2 separate regions of the Homo sapiens genome follow, and region 1 is linked to region 2. Evidence: read pairs that join two places in POLR2A ChIA-PET (ENCODE). Cell type or tissue: MCF 10A. All regions are shown on one strand.

Region 1 (4,000 bases), 92 kb after region 2:
TAATCACCAGCAGCATTATTGAGCTTTTGTAATCTTTTTTAGTAAGGTATAAGAGTGAGCCTCTCCTGAGAATTGATCATTATTCATCTGTTCTATACTTTTTGTGGTACAGTTCAGAAGTCAAATACTCTGTTGTACAGTGTAAAATTTATACTTTGGTACTGATTTATTAGTGTTATTTTGACTGTAACCTACTGGTTACGATACTAAGGTATTGTTTTATTGTATGTGTTTATTAAATCACTATTAATATATTAAAACATCAAGAGACTATCTTCAGAGAAAATCCTAATAGGCCCAATATCAAATATTTTGTATATTTTAATATTAATAAGTCTTCAAGTATTTAGGTATGGAATGCATTGCTCTCAACAGTATTTAAATACATGAAAGACTTTCAGTAAGTGCTGTTCCCTGCCCCAAAGAACTTACATTTAGAAGGATAAACTTCTGATAATCAACCAGTAATTAACAGAATTTTGAAGAGCATTGGGAAGAAATTTTTGAGTATAGGGAAAATTTTGAAGAGGCTGAGTTAGTCTCATAATATGAAGTTCTTTTCATTTTGTTTCAAGACTTCTAGGTGGTGGCAGTGGAACTTTTTTTTTTTTAAGTTTTCTTATTTAGTAAAAAATAAGAGAAATGGGGGTCTCGCTTTCTCACCCAGGCTGGAGTGTAGTGGCACAGTCATAGCTCACTGCAGCCTCAAGTTCCTGAGCTCAAGTATCCTCCTGCCTCAGGCTCCCAGGTAGAAGACTACAGGTATGCGCCAACACACCCAGCTGGGTGTTTTAATTTTTTTTTTTTTTTTTTTTGAATCAGAGTCTCGCTCTGTCACCCAGGCTGGAGTGCAGTGGCGTGATCTTGGCTCACACAACCTCCGCCTCCCAGGTTCAAGTGATTCTCCTGCCTCCTGCCTTAGCCTCCTGAGCAGCTGGGATTATAGGCGTGTGCCACCACGCCTGGCTAATTTTTTTTATTTTTAGCAGAGACGGGGTTTCACCGTGTTGGTCAGGCTGGTCTCGAACACCTGACCTTGTGATCTATCCACCTTGGTCTCCCAAAGTGCTGGGATTACAGGCGTGAGCCACCAGGCCTGGCCTTTTTTTTTTTTTAAAAATATAGAGTCTTAGTATGTTGCCCATCCTGGTCTTAAACTCCTGGCCTCAAGCGATCTTTCTGCCTTGGCCTCCCAAAGCAGTGGGATACAGGCATGAGCCACCATGCCTGGCTGTAATTTTTAACGTAAGCGGTAAAGTTGATACTACAGTGTATTCAAATGGTATGCATTATATATGAATTTTTAAAAATATTATACCTGTCTAGAGATCATTTCCAATTATTAGAACAGAGGGGGTAAGCAAAGCTGTAATTTCAGCTTTACTTGTTGGTGGGCCATGTAGTTTCATAGAAAAATTCTCTCTAATGGCCTTGGAACATTCCATAGATCTTATTTGCTATAAGATGCTATCAACAGAAAAGAGCACCTGTAAACCATTTCTGGGTTAAAAAATATAAATAACATTTCTTACCACTTTTGCATTTAAAATCTTATTAAAGTGTTAAAATCGTGATTTAAAAATGCGTAAAGGAGGTGGTGAAGGAAAAAGAAAAATGGGTAAAAAATATGGAAAAGACCCTTTAGTGTACTAATATTAGTGGTAGAAGAAATTATATAGGAAATTATTACTGTACATTGTAGCTTAATTTGGTTTATTTTAAATTTTCTTTCACTCCAAAAATAGCTTCGGAAAGAACAGTCATTGCATTATGGTTCGGTTCTTCTTATAACTGAATTACCAGAGGATGGTTGTACTGAAGAAGATGTGAGAAAATTATTTCAACCATTTGGGAAAGTGAATGATGTCCTAATTGTTCCATATAGAAAAGAGGTGAGTCATTTAGTCTGTGGCAAAAATTCATACAAAGTGATTGCTTTAATGATTCTATAAATTGCTGTTGTGTTCCTTAGCTGCTTGTACTGCATATATAATTGTTCTTTGAGAGTTATATAAATGTCTGGATGTGAATAAGCAAGGCCGCAAAATAATGTTTTATATCCTTTAAAATAAGTGTTTGCCCACTTTTTCTGTAAAGGGCCAGCTAAATATTTTTGGTTTTATAAGCCATCTGTAGGATCTCAACTACTGTGCTCTGGCATTCTAGTACAAAAACAGCTATAAGTAATATGTAAATGCGCAAGCATGGCTGTGTCCAAAAAACTATTTACAAAAATAGGTAGTATGCCATAGTTTGCCAGTCATTACTTTAGAACACCAGTTAGATAATACTAAAACAAATTATTTCCTTTGTATGGTTAAGTATTTTCTGTGGGTTATATTCCTATAACTCACATGATAAAGTTAAGAACTGTGAACAGTTCTTCACATAAGCACAACATAAAATAGTTAGTTAAGGCTGGGCGTGTTGGCTTGTGCCTGTAATCGCAGCACTTTGGGAGGCTGAGGCAGGTGGATCGCCTGAGATCAGGAGTTTGAGACCAGCCCGACCAACATGGTGAAACCCCGTGTCTACTAAGAATACAAAAATTAGCCAGACATCTGTAATCCCACCTACGTGGGAGGTTGAGGCAGGAGAATCTCTTGAACCCGGGAGGCAGAGGTTGCAGTGACTAGAGATGGCGCCGCTGCACTCTAGCCTGGGCAACAGAGTAAGGCTCCGTCTCAAAAAAAAAAAAAAAAAAAAGTTTTGTGAGTTAAGGCTGGGTGTGGTGGCTGAAGTCTGTAATCCCAGTACTTTGGGAGGCCAAGGCTGGAGGATCGCTTGAGGCCAGGAGTTCAAGACCAGCCTGGGCAACATAGCAAGACCTCTGTCTTAATTTTTTTAAAAAGTTTGTGAGTCAGGACAGGGAACATAGTGATAGTGTTGTCTTTGTTGCAAGAAGCCTTTAAAATGTCAGACCTACCACAAGCTGGACCATATCTTCCCTTCCCTCCTGTTGTTCAGTGAGCCCTGCCTTCTCATTTCCTCTTCTTCCATGAGCCTGCCTGGATTTTTTTTTATCTTGGTAGTGGTATAGAAATTATGTAAGGTTAAATGTCCATTTAATGTGTGAAACATCCTTAATCAAATTATACTTGACCAAAATAAAAACAGGCAAAAGCAACCATGACTTGAGGTAGTTTCATAGTTTGATGTTACAAAAGAAAGGATTAAGCCCATTTTAAAATGCAGGAACTTTTAAAGATAGATTTGTGACTAAAGATGGAATAAATTTCATTTTAGGCTTACCTAGAAATGGAATTTAAAGAGGCAATTACTGCAATTATGAAGTACATTGAAACAACACCTCTTACGATAAAAGGAAAAAGTGTGAAAATATGTGTTCCAGGAAAGAAAAAAGCACAGGTAATCTGGATTTAGGTCTTAAATGTTTTATCACTGTTGTTTTAGTTTAACTTTTTTGTTTAAGTATGGCACACATATAGAAATAGGCATAGAAACATAAATGTTAGCTCAACACATTATATGTGCATTAATTCAAGTATGTTGAAATTAAAACTTCCTCATACATGTATGGTGCTATATACAGTATTAAATAACGACGACTAGGAGAAAATACTTGCCATATATAACACAAAAATAGCAAACATCTGTGAATCTGGTACCTAGGTCACAAAAGAGAACATTTGACAGTATCTGGAAGTCCCTTGCTTGCTTCTTCCCAATTCTTACACCCTCCCTTCTTCTCACAAGTAAACACTAACTTGATTTCTAATGCCATAGTTGAGTTTTGCCTGTTTTCAACTTTACATAAACAAAATCGTATAGTGTACATTCTTTGGGCCTTTACTTCCTTAGAAGTATCAAGTTTTGTAACTTTAATTTTTCTAGATCATTTCTGTGCTTCAGTTCATATGATCGTAGATAATATCTATAGAATTACTTTAAATTACCCTTTAAGGATGAGCTTTCTGTTAAGTAAAAAGCTATATGTATATCTCACCTGTAAGGTTTTCTTTGTGTATGTGTGTGTTTT
Region 2 (4,000 bases):
CCTACTCCCATTAAACTACCATTGACATTCTTCACAGAATTAGAAAAACTATTTAACATTCATACAGAACCAAAAGAGCCCAAATAGCCAAGACAATCCTAAGCAAAAAAAAAAAAAAAAAAAAAAAAAAAGCTGGAGGCATCACATTAGCTGACTTCAAACTGTACTACAAGGCTACAGTAACCAAAACAGCATGGTACTGGTACAAGAACAGACACATAGACCAATGGGCCAGAATAAAGAACTCAGAAATAAGATCACACAACACTGTTGGTGGGAATGTAAATTAGTTCAGCCATTGTGGAAGACAGTGTGGCAACTCCTCAAGGATCTAGAACCAGAAATACCATTTGACTCACAATCCCATTACTGGGTATATACCCAAAGGAATATAAGTCATTCTGCTATAAAGACACATGCACACGTATGTTTACTGCAGCATTATTTACAATAGCAAAGACATGGAACCAATCCAAATGCCTATCGATGATAGACCGGATAAAGAAAATGTGGTAACATATACACCATGGAATACTATGCAACCATAAAAAAGAATGAGATCATATCCTTTGCAGGGACATGGATGAAGCTGGAAGTCATCATCCTCAGCAAACTAACACAGGAACAGAAAACCAAGCACTGTATGTTCTCGCTCATAAGTGGGAGTTGAATATTGAGAACACATGGGCACAGGGAGGGGAACAACACACACTGGGATCTGTTGGGGGGGTGGGGGGCAAGGGGAGGGAGAGCATTAGGACAAATACCTAATGCATGCAGGGCTTAAAACCTAGACGATGGGTTGGTAGGTGCAGCAAACCACCATGGCACATGTATATCGATATAACAAACCTGCACGTTCTGCACATGTACTCCTGAACTTAAAAGTTGAAGAAAAAAAGAAAATGAACGTGCATTGTTCTCCATTGCGAATAACGGCCACCAGAATTCCAGGGTAACAAATCTCTTAGTTGTCCTCTGGCCGAAATCTCCTCGTGCCCCACACCCTGCCCCATATCACAACAAGGCTTTTTTTTTTTTTAAGACACCGGGCTGGAGTGAAGTGGTGCGATCATGGCTCATTGCAGCCTCCCGCCTCAGCCTCCTGCCTCAGCCTCCCAAGTTTTTCTCACTTTTTCCCTTGTTCCTTTTTCCGTGTTCCTTAAATCAGAAAATAGTTTCCTGTCACCTGTCTGGACTCCTCCCCGTGTGCCTGCTTTGCCAGGTTTAGGTGAGGTGGACACAGAAATAGCGAAGTTGTCCTCTGGGGTGTGTCCTAATCCAAAACAGGTTCATCCTGGGACCACAGGCAGGCGCCACCCCTACACGTTTTTTGACGTTGGAATGTGCCTTATGTGGGCTCCCCTAATTACCTGTTTTCATATCTGCTCATCCACCGGAATGACTGGGAGATCCTCTAAGTGGAAGCTTTTTCCTATTTCCATGTGTCCCCAAGCACTGTGGCTGGCCCTAAATAGGTGTTCTGTAAACAGCAGGCGAAGAAATTATTAGTCTTAAAAAGGACAGAAAGACTCCCGCAAAAGCAGCAGCGCGTGCCGAACACCTTAGGCCTCACAGACCTTCTATTTGAGGAATGTGCTCCCCCAATCCCAGACCGCTCCTGGTGGGGCGGGCGCGAGCGCAGGACCGCGGAGCCTGCTGCGTTGCTCGGCTGCAGGGGAGGAGCTGGGCCCCGCCCCCGGCTTCCCGCGCTCCGCGTCCATTGGCTGGCCTCGGGGGTGGGCGGGTCCCGCCGCACGGAGTCCTGCGCCTTGAGGCTCAAGCGGCGGCGTGCAAGGCGTGTGAGGCGCGTAGAGAGCCGCGCGCGCCGTCTGCGATGCCCCGGGACGGCGTTCCTGCCGGGAATACCACCCCGGCGGCAGCCCAGGCTGCCGCGCAGAGCCCGGATTCCGCGACTGCCGGGGCACCGCAGGTTTTGGACTCGCTGAAGCGGTGAGCTCTGCCTTTGCCCTATATGCCGCGCTCTCGCCCGTGCTCTGGGGCAGTTGGCAGTGGGTGGGCAGGAAGGGGCGGGCCGGCAGGGCGTCGCACGTTGGCGTCCCCGCGTCGCGGGAATGGGGTTCGGATTCCCCCCGTGAATGTCATTCCCCAGGCTACCGGTCTTTAGCGCTAAGTTGCATGGGCTGGTGTGCCAGTCGGTCAGCGAATAGCGGCAGAACGCCTGGCCGGGCCGGCGTTTTCCGGGACACTCGTTTCGGCCTCGCAGTGGCAGCGCCTCCTGCGAGCCTAGACCGGCTCAGTGGACGCGCCGCGCTGTGCACGCGGGTCTGGGGAGACGGCGGTTCTTGAATGATCCCTCACACTGCAGGGTATCTGGGAGCGGTGGATTGAGGGGGCACAACGTGGCTTCTGTGTCGGTGAAATCGCTTGGACCAGCTCCAGTTCTTTTTAAAGATTACTCTTGTAAAAAAAAAAATACATTGTAGAATTGCATAATATGCTCTATCTCATCCAAAAATAGTTTTTGATGTCAGAGTAGTCATATGAACGCAACATTGACCCCTTTACCCCCCTAAATAATAAATCTTGAGCTTCTTATTGTATGGTAATAGATTTCTTTCATGAGAGAAATTTCTCAGGGAGTTAATCCACTCTCTCTCCCCTACTGCAAGATCCCGCTGCAGTGGTCCTAAAAAAGAAAAAGAAAAAGAAATTTCTCATACTACAGAAGAATAAAGTAGCCACGCTCTGTGTTTTGAATCAATTTTCAAGGATTTTTTTTCCACTTTGCTTAGGCGTTCTTTCACCCACAACTACACCCCCAGGTTCCAGATTTTGGAATGGTGTAAATAACGCCCCCCGGCGCCCATCCACTTAGCGGAAGGAAAGTCAGCCACTAGGCTGCGGGCTCCGGGCTGTCCCCAGCGTGGGAGAGGCTGTCCTGCTGGCCCGGCTGTTTATTGCAGCGATTTGGATGTTCCAAGAGTCACAAGGGACACTGCTCACGTCCCCATCTAGGGGGTCACTTCATAGCAGCATCAGCTCTTTCTTTTCATCCTTCTTGCTTGAGTCTGCCTCCGGTCCTCTGGATGGAGCAGGCTACAACGGACGCTCGGAGTAATGAAGTGAATTGCTCTTTCTTGATACAAATGAATACTAGTGCTGTACTGCCTTCTCCCAATCTTTGTGGCGTTTGTGTGAGCTGCTGAGAGCAGGCAGTGGAGAGAATGATAGACATTTTGCAGAAGCGGAACGCTCTAGTGTTATGTCATCCTTCTTGGCTCTGGTTTCTAGGTCCAAGTTCTGGTGACATTGTTTCAGCTTGCTTTGCCCTTTCCCAGGCCCCTGGGTTAGTTTGAAGGGAAAGGAGTGCCTGTTTCTTACCCCATAAGGACTAGGAAAAGGGATTGCTGGCTTGAGAAAGAGGTGCTGTAAGTTATCCTCTGCGGCCAGAATTCTGAGGATTGGAAGATTATGGATTTTTTAAAAAATGAAGGCATATAGAGGAATGGTAGACTACTGTAATTATTCTTAATAGGATGTTGGGAAATACAAATGCTGACCTATTTTATTCAGTAATTAGGGGAAGCTTAAGTACTTTAAATGCACCCTTTTAAAATTGCCAGTGTTACTGTGAATTGTCTTGTAAAACCAAAAAGCACCCCCAATTTAGCCTTTCTGTAGATCTTTTACATATGCTTAAAGGATTTGGGTCGGGATTCTTAGTGTCTTTGTATTTAATTTTGTGTCTTCGAGGAAGGGGAGCTATGAAATGTAGTACTTCCATACCTTTTGCCTCTGGGGACGTTTTTTGGTGGCAAGGAAAACTTATTTAGTGCTGATTTACGGGAATAGAATGGTTTAAGGAATTTGTTGGAGATTGCTCGTTTAAAAAATGCCTTGGGTTCATTATGATTTGGTAAATTGTACGGTATTGCTATATTTCATCCAAAATAATTTTCCATTTCAGGGTAAACATTTGAATGTACATTGACACTTCTATTTCCTAAATAATAAGTTTTGACCTTTCTTATTTTGT

The links. ChIA-PET counts read pairs that join two places held together with the same protein. Peaks named below come from ENCODE experiments on the same cell type or tissue, not always from the same donor. Only the 100,000 strongest peaks of a DNase experiment are listed, where the experiment ranks them.
Region 1: POLR2A ChIA-PET joins it to region 2 with 6 read pairs; 2 of 35 experiments call an interaction of 5 or more read pairs at or near these places.

Annotation. Positions count from the first base shown.
Region 1 is chr2:71,366,637-71,370,636 of GRCh38, forward strand. It overlaps ZNF638 (zinc finger protein 638), which reads left to right. Exons shown (of 28, transcript NM_014497.5): 7 at 1,746-1,892; 8 at 3,247-3,369. Among named protein-coding and RNA genes, the nearest start is that of ZNF638, 37 kb to the left of the region's middle. In MCF 10A, no CTCF peak of the experiment used is centred here; no DNase peak of the experiment used is centred here.
Region 2 is chr2:71,274,802-71,278,801 of GRCh38, forward strand. LOC105374797 (a long non-coding RNA gene) reads right to left here and starts at 2,014. Exons shown (of 3, transcript XR_940233.2): 1 at 1,581-2,014; 2 at 1,374-1,483. RefSeq lists a silencer at 1,598-1,837 and an enhancer at 3,039-3,148. In MCF 10A, a CTCF peak has its summit at 2,831; DNase peaks (open chromatin) are centred at 1,760 and 2,210.